2 separate regions of the Homo sapiens genome follow, and region 1 is linked to region 2. The links are chromatin loops, found by intact Hi-C in ENCODE. Cell type or tissue: B cell. All regions are shown on one strand. Links, peaks and the distances in the headings refer to the core of each region. The heading gives the core; the rest is flanking DNA. Region 1 has its middle 100 kb from the start of LINC01896. Region 2 overlaps CTDP1-DT (CTDP1 divergent transcript).

Region 1 (5,377 bases), core at 70-5,069, 770 kb after region 2:
TAGAAGGGCGAGAGGTGCTAATCAAACCGGTTTACGTGAATGCATTTACTTTATCCACCAATTTATTTAGTGCCAATGGATCTCCAGAAGAAATCCATTCGCATGAATCCCTGATGATGGGCTCAGCCCGCTGAGCTGCAGAGAACACTTTGGCCACACATTTCTGAAATTTCCTTTGAAATCCGAAAGACATCATTTGCTTTAGAAATGCATTATTAATGTTCCAATTAATATAAAATTCTCTGCTGTGTTTTTGGTGCCTTGAATGAGAACCAAGAAACCTTACAAAATACAATGTGAATTGCAGTGAACAAACTTTAGAACATTTTCCACTCTAGAAATGCGAGCACCGTTTATGGTTTCCCAGGCTTTCCATCAGTGTTCCTCAGCGGGCTATGTTACTAAATGTAGTGTGTGTCTTCCGAATTTAAGCTGAATTCTAAACCAGATGCCCTTCATGACAATCTCTGCAATTCCTGCTGCAAACCACAGCCTTCCTCCTCGATCATCATAATTAGAAGCTGAGTTTAATGGAGCACTTTTAAAGATTGCTCATAATGATGCCAAATATTTGTACAATTCCATGAAATGTGCAAATTGCGTACTACTTAGCCTTAATAGGTGCAAAGTGAGTAACTTCCCGTGTACTGCCCGTGGTTGAGGATATGTGGTATCTGTGAAATGCAGAACTGAGCATTTCACTGCAGGTAACACAGCACATCTTCCCTTTTGCATTAATTAAGTAGGACATCCGAACAAAAGCAGGGCTTCCTTTGAAACTCCCTGAGAAAACCGGTCGTATGGACGCCCGTCTGTTTCCAAATGAATGCTCTGGGGGCCTTGGAATGTAGACAGCTTGTTGCAAAACCTTGCTTCATGTACTTTTCATTCATCTGTGATTTTTGAGGTTTCTTGCTTTATTTCCACCAACTGCATTTTCCTATCAGATTGTGATTGCAGCGAGTCTTCTCCAGTATAAACCACTGTAGCAAGTGGTATCTCTTAGCTGTACCTGCCATGGGAGAGGTGGGTGGAGTCGCTGTGGCCCGCTGTGAGGTCTGAGGAGCAGGCACGTCCCTGCTCGTGGGATCTGCCTGGGTCCCCGACCACCTTTCCTGCCCCGGCTCACTTAGGAAGTCTTATCCAATCTCAGGCCAATTTCAAAGGTCAGCCTCTTTGGAAACTTCCTGCTTTTCCCAACTCATTGGATGCGAATCATTGGCCTCTGAATTCCTGAAATATTTTTTTTTCTTCTTTTGTGGCTCTATCTTGCTTTGCTTCCCATATTTGTGTGGTATCTCGTCCCCCTGCCCCCACCCAACTGCCTTCCACCGAATTGAAAACTCTCTGAGGGTAGAGAACCCTAAGCTATTCATCTCTTGAAATATTTAGAGCATTGTGTAGAGTGTTCTTTAAAATTTGTTAAATTGAACCCAAAATATTACTTTATATCCTGCCATATTCTGGAAACAATTTCTTCAGATATTAATTTATGTTGAACTTACAGGCTTTTTAGAATTAAAAAAAAAAGCCTCCTGTTAAAATGTGTAAACTGCAAGGCAGCCCTCAAGTGCACTCAGCTCAGGGCAGGGAGCGAGAAGGACATGGTGTCCAGCAGATAGGGGGGCCTCTGGGAAGTGGACCCAGGACGGAGCGCAGGGAAGGAGGTGGCACTCCGAGAAGGGGCAGGAGGCTTAGAAACGGGTGCACACCCCAGTTGTCCTCACCAGGGCGCAGCAGCCCTGCCTGGACGCCATGCTTCACGTGAGTGGTTTTGTTTTGTAGAGGAGGTAACTCTTAGCTGCTCAAGGACCTGCCGAGGACGCACAGCTAACTCAGTGGAAGGGCTGAGAATGCAGGTTTTCTCACCATAACTTAGAATCCTTTCTTCCTCAAGCGAGCAGGGGGTCCTTGGTGGCTGTGGCCAGGCGCTAAACACAGGTAGGGCTGCCACAACTCTTGGTGGCTGTGGCTAGGCACTAAACACAGGTAGGGCCGCCACAACTCTTGGTGGCTGTGGCCAGGCGCTAAACACCGGTAGGGCCGCCACACCTTGGTGTTCTTCCTTGTGGTGTCTTTTGGAGCCTGGGGAACGGGATGGGCCAAGCCACAGCCACCCTGAGATTCTGCACTCCGGCCCAGCCACACGGATGCCAAACTTGGTCCAGACGCGCTCCAGGCGGGCAGCTGCCCCCGGGCTGCTTTGAACTTTACACATTCTTCACTGAGCATCCCATGAAGGGAGGTTGGACGCTGTCAGCGGACATGATGCCGTCACCACACAAAGCTCTAGTTTTGTCTTTTTTGGCTATTGCTTTCCCAAGCCTTATACAGGTTAAGATCTGAAAAAAAAAAAAAAAAAAAAAAAAAGCTTAAAAACCAAACCAAACCAAACCCCAAACTCCAAGGGCCTCAGTCTCCTTAACTTTGCTGCTCCAAGCACCGTCTGCCATCAGCACGCCCTCTGCTGGGAGGAGAGAGATTGTCCTTTCCTTCTATAGAGTGCTTCTGCCTGAGATTTGTTATAAAGGGATTTAACTGAGTTCCATGGAGCTGAATTGAAGTGTTTCTTTTGAGAAGCCCCACTGGTTTCTGCTGAGGCTGGGCATCCGGCTTTCTGTTAGGAGAGCGCTGATCTAGGGGTTATTTTTGGGCCAAATGCACTCTTCCTGTTTCACAATTGTTTGTTGAATGAATAAGAGTTGCACCATACTACCCGGTAACATAGTCCGGAATTCAGCATGATTTCTGCTGAGTTTTGTTCAGAGAAGGCCATGTGTTGAGCCCTCCCAAGACCCAGTAGGGGAGGCCGTGTTCTGAAGGTCCTTGTACCTGCAAGGTCACAGAGGCTCAGTGATGCCACCTCCCACACCTCCTGCAGCTGGAGAACTGCCGTGGTGTTGCAGTCAGGCTCTCCAGGTCTAGAATCAGCTGCCACACCACACAGTGCCCTGGGGATGCAGCTCCACAGGGCAGGGTTTCAACAAGCATGTCAGCTGCTGCCTGGCCTTGGGGGCCTGTGGAGCCGATTTGTCCCTTTCCACCCGTACTGGTGCAGAGTCAAGGTGGGCCCCAGCTCTCCTTCCTCCCCAACAGGCTCCACATCCCCACACTGCTGTCCTCACTCACCGAGGACCCTGTAGTCCCTTGCCAGCCTTGTCATTGCTTTATTCTTCCTCCACGGAAATGCCAGTCCGCGATTGTGAGACCTTCACTGTTTCTGGTCGCCATCTCATACCTGGCACACCGTCCACATCCACATCCAGCTAAGCACAGTGGTTGAGAATTAAGAATGTAGGTCTTGCACCCAAAACACTAGGACTGGTGGCTGGCACTGAAATTTCCAAGCAGTGCTACCTAGGGAAAGATTGTTAATCTTTCTGTTCTCAGTGTTTTCATAAGAAAAATTTCGTAAGATAGTGATCCCCGTCTCAGAGGGTTGTTGTGAGGATTAAGTGAGGTAATATGTGCAGAGCATTTGGTGAATGCTGTTACATAGCAGTCAGTACTTTTATTATTAACAATAAAATCATAAGAATTTTGTATTTATAACAAAAGTAATTCAAATCTTGAAATGAAATTAGGATGGCATATTTGTCTCCCTAGCACGTAGGCCTTCTGAAGGCATTGAAGGTCTGACTAGAAACACATACAGAATGTATATGAATCAGAATAATGCCTTCTTTAGGAAAGTCACTCCCAGAGCCTACTTGTTCATTTGGTCAAAAGAACCTGGTATTGCTTGAAAATACTGAACAGTTTGTGTTTGAGCCACCTCCATGGCCTGCAGCTCACCCTTCTGCATCTCGCTGATGGCCAAGACGTGTGAGCCTCTGCATGGAAGTGATTTAATGTGAGTGACTCAAGTTCTTTGGAATGGAGTATGATGAGTAGGGTAAGTATGTGAGCTGCATAACCAATTTGGTAAAAATATAAGTATAGTCATAAAATAAGGGACTTGGGTTTTCTAAACTGGTTTCCTAACTGACTCTGAAGACAATTACAAAAGGGGAACCCTAAAAATGCTTTGAGTGAGGCAAAACCAGGGGGAAAACCACGAGGCTGCCCACAGCAACCGCTTCAGCAGCCAGGGCTCATGGTGTCTGTTAATCAGAGTGCGTTTGTCTAAGCTTTGTTATTTCATGATCATTTCTTCTATGTTTATACAATATGGTAACTTTTGCAGACATGAAACATGTCCATGACCGTTTAGAAAACTGGCTTCTGTCTATTGATGTTCTAGTTCTTGACCTAATGTTTTCTTATTTGACTTTCTTATTTTATTTTTTAGAGACAGAGTCTGGCTCTGTTGCCCAGGCTGGAGTGCAGTGCTACATCATAGCTCGCTGCAGCCTCAAACTTGTGGGCTCAAGCCATCCTCCCACTTCAGCCCCACAAAGTGCTGGGATTACAGATGTAAGCCACCACTCCTGGCCTCTTAACTTTCATTATTAGGAGTGCTTAGTACATAAAAATGATGTTAATTTTTAGCTTAGGAAGGAAAATATGCACATAGAGGAAATTGGCCAGGAGTGGTGGTTCATGCTTGTAATCCCAGCAGTTTGGGGGGCTGAAGTGGGACGATCGCTTGAGGATGGGAGATCAAGACCAGCCTGGGCAACAACCCCAGCTCTACAAAACAAAAAAACAAACAAACAAGCCGGGCATGGTGGCATGTGCCTGTAGTCCCAGCTACTCAGGAGGTTGAGGCAAGAGGAGCCCTTGATCTCAGGAGTTCAAAGCTGCAGCCTGCAGTGAGCTATAATTGTGGTATTGCTCTCCAGCCTGGGTGACAGAGGGAGACTAAAAAAAAAAAAAAAAAAAAAAAAAAAGAAAGAAAGAAGTAAAATTTATCAGCCTGGGCAACATGGCAAAACCCCATCTCTACTAAAAATATACATGTATAAAAAAATTAGCCAGATGTGGTGGCATGTGTCTGCAGTCCTAGCTACTCAGAAGGCTGAGGTGGGAGGATCGATTGAGCCCAGGAGGTTGAGGCTGCAGTGAGCCCTGATTATACCACTGCACTCCAGCCTAGGCAACAGAGTGAGACCCTGTCTCAAAAATTAAAAAAAAAAAAAGAAAAAGAAAATTTATGATGTTGTTATGTCTAGACCTTCTTTTTATATGCCAAATGTCTGTAATGATGACGGTGACACTGTTTAGCTAAATGGTTTAGGTGAAAGAAGTACCACCATTTGGTCATGGAAGTAGATATCCTGGCAAATGTATTTGCCTGTTTATTATAAACTCAGATGGATAAACCTTGTACATATCTTGTTCTACGTGTTAGACGTTTCCAAAACACGTTATGAACTAAGCTGTGATTCCTGTGTCCTTACACTTGCATGCCATAGGTAATAGCTATTTCAACCCT
Region 2 (5,377 bases), core at 203-5,202:
TTCTTTCTTGTTTGCTGTGAGTTTTTATCATGAAAGGTATTGGATTTTGTTAATGATTTTTTCATATCTATTGATGAACTGATTTGCAGATATTAAACCAATCTTGGATTTCTGGGATACACTTTAATTGATCCTGGTTTATAATCCATTTTATATGTGGTTGCATTTGGTCTGCTAATATTTTGTTAGGGGTTTTTGTATCTATGTTTGTGGAAGATATTGGTGTGAAGTTTTCTTGTAATGCTTAATCTGGCTTTGGTATCAGGGTGATCCTGGCCTCATAGAATGAATTGGGGAGTATTACTTACTCTTTGTTTTCCTGAAAAAGTTGTGTAGAATTGGTATTATTTTCTTCTTTAAATATTTGATAAAGTCGACCAATGAAGCCATTGGGGACAGGGCTTTTCTTTTGGGAAGATTTTTAAATGTCTTTACTTGTCGTAGGCCTATTAGGATTTTCCATTTCTTCTCAAGTCAGTTTTGGCCATTTGTGTCTTTCTAGGCATTTTTGCATTTCGTCTTTATTGGCATATGTTTGCTCATACCATTCCCTTAGCACGAGGTGGTGATGTTCCCTCTCATCACCGGCCTTACTAACTGTGCCTCCTCTCTCTTCGCGGTCAGCCTGTTTCCGGATCTCTCAACCACAGCGCTAGTAACATTTTGGGCTGAATAATCCTGTCTTTGAGGTCTCCACTGTGCACTGTAGACTGTGGCTGACATGCAGTTGGATTTTGCAGGTGAGATCTGTTTAGGGTCAACGGCTGTGTGAGGAAAGGAGAGGAATCAGGGCTGGGCGGAGGGAGATGCATATCGCAGCGTGGTCAAGCCAGCTGAGCCTCGGCCAGGCTCCAGAGTGAAGGCGGCCTTCAGAGAGTTCCCTGGCCGCTTCCCGGCCTTCCCCTCCCGCCTTGCTCATCCCTGGACGGGGCTCCCTACAGCAGAGCTCAGTTCCTCCTTCCTTGGGGCCTCAGACTCGACCCCCCTTCCTGCTGCTGGGCAGCAGAGGCTTCCTGGGGTGGCACTTCTGTGTTCACCCCATGAAGGCACTTTCTCTCTGAAGTTTACACACAAGGAAGACCCGTTTGAGGCCATGAAATGTGCACTGTGACAGTGACGAGCCTAGGGTCACACGGATTCATGGCTCCCGTGGAGCCACATTCCAGCATCTTTTGGGGGAGGACACTCCCTGCCGGGCAATGAGGAGCCAGTAGCAGGGTCTCCCCTCCCTGAAGACGGGCTGGACACAAATCACCTCATTTTCCACTCTGTCCACACCTGAGGCTGCATCTCAGCTGGAAAATTACACTGGAATTCTAAATAATAATCATTATTGTTTCTGGTTATTTTGAATCCACTGACAAAGACCTTTACAAAATAATTGCACCATTTGAGGTGCAGGGGAAGATTCTTGAGTTGGTGTGTGAGGAGAACATTAGGGAAATTCTGCAGTGGTGTTCTGTTTAGTAAGTATAATTGCAAGGAGTGTATCATGTTAAAACGCCTGACGTAGCGTCTTGTAATAACACATGGTTTCCGTCGAGAAGCAGATGGTTCTCGGCCTCCCCTTAGAATAAAACATCATCATTTCACCACACCCACAAGCTCCACTGCAGAGTGAGAGCAAAGCCGTATGCCGCACACTTCAGATCCGTGTAATTGCAGCCTGAGAACACTTTTTAGGGAGAAGTGCCTTTAAAAAGAAACAACTTATTAGAATATCAGATAAAAGGGTCCTGGAAGAATGGTATTCAGTAGTAACTATAGCTGTGGCTTACAGAAAAGCACAAATGAAACATTTCTATCTCGAAGACTTGTGGTCCCTGGATGTTTTAAACTTCATGTTTCTGGACAAAGTAAAAAAGACACACTCACTGTGCTTCAGATGCTTTCATTTCACCATAAGAAGACGTGAACAAGGTTTTTCTGCTCATATATTGAAACCTTTCACAAAAGTTCTCTTAAAAATGGAGATATAACTCGTACCATATAATTCATGCCTTTAAAATGCCCAATTCAGGGGTTTTTAGTATATTTACAAGGTTGTGCAGCCATTACCGCTATTCAGTTCCGGAGGGTTTTCATCACCAAAAGGAACCCGGGACCCTCAGGGTCAGGAACTTGCTTCCCAGTGTAATGGAAGCAGGCGGCCACTAGATGGAGACGTCTCTCCACCGCCTTGCAGGTGGGGCTCGCACCCCGGGGAGGTCAGAGGGAGGGACTCCGCGCAGGAGGCCGGCCTCAGCCCCGTGGCACCTGCAGGCCTCCGGACACCTGCCTCCGCCCCTCACTTCTCGCGAGACAGTTTCCCCAAATACCTTATGCCTAGTCCTGTCCGTGCAAGAGAGGCTCTTTAGGAAGAATGTGCACACACGTTCTTTATTTTACTAGTTATTTCTTACGTATTATTATACATTAATTCGAATGTGTTACAGAGAGTAATATAACAGGCACATTAGTCCATGATGTCACTCGTTTTACTTACAATGAGCCTAAGTGGAAAAGCAAAATTACATTTAAAATTAATTCGAGAAACATATTAAGTGACTGTCGGTTGAGGTGCAGACATGGCCAAGTCCTGTGGGGCACCCCAGCTTCTAGGCTCTGAAACAGCGCAGGAAGGATGCCTGTGGGAGGATGAAGTAAAAATCCCTTGACTTCCACGAGAATGGGACAGCCCCCTTCCAGGCGCAGATGTGTGCTCCACGTTGCCTGGGAATCGATGACTCTGTCTCACCTGCTCTCCCCTCCGGCCTCCAAGCAGGAGGCCCTTGATCCATTTGTGTGATCAGCCGCGGGGGACGAACTCCTCAGTCCTGGGGAGGTTCGTCCTCGGATAATGCAATCAGGAAGCTGGCTCTTTATGGAACTGGCCATCCCGGGCAGTGCTTGCAGTTATGGGGGCAAGAATACAGGCTGAGGGGCTGAGGGGGGTCTTTGGGCGGCACATGGCCATGGACGGGGCTTAGCTTACAATTTTGAAACCTGGAAATCAAGGTTTTGGAAACAAGCCTGATTGTAGGTTGAGTCACTCGGTGTTTTGGGGCCTCTGTCTGCTGGGGACGCACCAGCTGGGAGGGGAGGCAGCAAGTTCACCTGCTTCCTGTTCCCCCATGGGGCTTGGGTTCCTGTTCCCCCACGGGGAGCTTCTTGTTCTGCCACGGGGGCTTCCTGCTCCCCACGCTGCCCTGGCCTCCGCCTGTGCCTCTGTCAGCCAAAATCGCAGGCCTCAGAGGCTTCACATGCTCGGGGTAGGGTTTGACGTGGGCGGCAGTCCTGGGAAGTTAGAGGCCTCACCCCTATTTTCTAGATGAGAGAAGTGGCATTCAAAGCATTTAAGTAACTCTGGTTACTGGGGAGATGGTCTGTGAGCTTTGGTTCTTTAACTCCACACTTTCTTTTCATATATTCTACTTTCTCCGAATTATTTTCACCCCAGGAGAGTAAGGTACTTGCCTGTAGACTCACATGCTCTTGGCCACCTTCTAGCGCGGTAACTACCCACTTTGTCTTGGGGAGAGTGTGGAGTGAGGAAACCTGAGACAGCCCAGGATTTCTCCACCGCACACAGTGTTGCAATTTTTTGAGGGTGGGGGTGGAAATTCATGCACTAATTGCCTTTATGAGAACAAATGATGGCGTTGCGTAATGTTATTGTATAAAGGGAGTGTTATTTCCTATTATTAAGCATCTGCTTAAGATGCTTGGGGGAGAATATAAAAGTCATTTAAGAAATATTTGTTGAGGAAATAAATGAATAAATAAATTAGATAAGAATAGCACCTGGTCTCAAAGAATCATCAAGCTAATAAGATCTTCTATCGAGCTTATAAAAAACAAAGTTCTACCAAGAAGCTGGCAGGACTCTGTAGTCTTTCATGATTTCCAAATCGTGGAACCACCATCCACCTCTGCATTCCTGTTTGCAACTGAGGGTTCCACCAACCCCAGAGGGGAAGAAAAATCACAATACAACAATAAAAAAAACCCAATAAAATACCGTGTAAACAGTATTTACACCGCATTGCATAGTTCGAGGTATCCCAAGTCCTCTAGAGAGGATGCCCCATTCCAGGCGAGGCCCCGCCCCGTGGGTTCTGGCGTCGGGCGGGGGGGGGGGGTCTGGGGCGCCTCCCCTGGGGGTGTCACGAGGCCACCTGTGCGTCCACAGGGGCTTCTCGAGTTTGCCCCTCGCTGTCCCCACACCAGGGCAACATTGGGCCTTCAGACAGGTGTGTGCAAGATGAAAGATGAAATTCATTTTCCCATCTCCATAGCATCCGACAGACAATGCCGGCAAAACCCAGCCTGGTAAAGAGGGAGAGAAGGAACCAGGCTTTGGCAAGAGAGGCGCCGTGGTTTCCCCAGAGAACACAGTGGAAGACTTCCGAAGGGCCAGGTTCCTCCTCAGGGCGGAGGGGGCGGCGCTGACCGGGCTGAGACCGGGCTTGGAAGGAGCAGGTGGGGCTGGAGGCCCTGCAGGGTCTCGGCTGGGTCCGCAGTTTTAAATCAGAACGGGAGCTCCGGGCCTGTCATCGTCCTCATGGTAAGAGGCCTGGAACCCGAGGCCAGGAGGCTGGGAGGGAGCCTGGGGAGGCTAAAGTGAGCCCAGCCTGCCCGGGGTCTGCACTGGGGCCTCACTGCCCGGTCTCCTCTCCTCCTGACAATCAGGGGCGTTGATTAGCAGAAAACCCAGTTAGAGATGGTGCTGGTGGCAAATATGAAAAATGGCACAGTTGTCCGTCCCTTGATGTCCCTGGGGGACGCGTCCCAGAACCTCGAATATGGGACCAGTCCCCACACTCAGTCCCTGCAGCCAGGAGGACCTGCCATGTGCAAACTACTGGCTTAATAAATGTACCCATGTAGTTTAAACCTGCATTCCTCAAGGGTCCACTGTAATTACAGTTACCGCTCAACTAAACAAGTTAAAATTTTATGGACGTATGTAAAAAGTCGCTTAAAGAAAGATAAAATCATGTTAAAATACAGTGAAGGCTGAGCATAGGCCCAAAATAATTGAAATCAGGATATCGAAGAAGCACCTACACCCCCATGTTCACAGCAACTTTGTTCACAAAAGCCAAAAGGCACACACCACCTACGTGTCTATCCAGGGCGGAATGAACCCACACAACGTGATCCGTCCTACAGTGGAATATTCAGCTTTGGACAAGGAAGGAAAATCTGACTCAGGCTATACCATGGATGAATCTTGGGGACATCATGCCCAGTAAAGACAATCACGTGTGAGTCTCACTCACAGGAGGTCCCTGGAGTCCACAGGTCCATAGAGACAGAAAGCAGGTGGGGGTGCCGGGGGCCGGGGCAGGGGAGTGAGCATTTCACGGGGACAGAGCTTCAGGTTGGGAGGATG

Evidence for each region. A loop is a pair of places that touch in the nucleus more often than their neighbours do. Peaks named below come from ENCODE experiments on the same cell type or tissue, not always from the same donor. Only the 100,000 strongest peaks of a DNase experiment are listed, where the experiment ranks them.
Region 1: a loop joins it to region 2, with 22 times the contacts of the local background. A loop is called at or near these places in 4 of 110 quality-filtered maps.

What each region holds. Positions count from the first base shown.
Region 1 is chr18:78,872,780-78,878,156 of GRCh38, reverse strand. No RefSeq gene overlaps it. Among named protein-coding and RNA genes, the nearest start is that of LINC01896, 100 kb to the left of the region's middle. In B cell, for the core only: CTCF peaks have their summits at 2,236 and 2,460 (motif pointing left); no DNase peak of the experiment used is centred there.
Region 2 is chr18:79,641,040-79,646,416 of GRCh38, reverse strand. CTDP1-DT (CTDP1 divergent transcript) reads left to right here. Exons shown (of 5, transcript NR_136643.1): 3 at 4,278-4,546; 4 at 5,118-5,249. Among named protein-coding and RNA genes, the nearest start is that of CTDP1-DT, 36 kb to the left of the region's middle. RefSeq lists an enhancer at 937-1,451. In B cell, for the core only: CTCF peaks have their summits at 1,961 and 2,162 (motif pointing right); DNase peaks (open chromatin) are centred at 2,216 and 3,156; H3K4me3 peaks cover 981 bases; H3K27ac peaks cover 997 bases.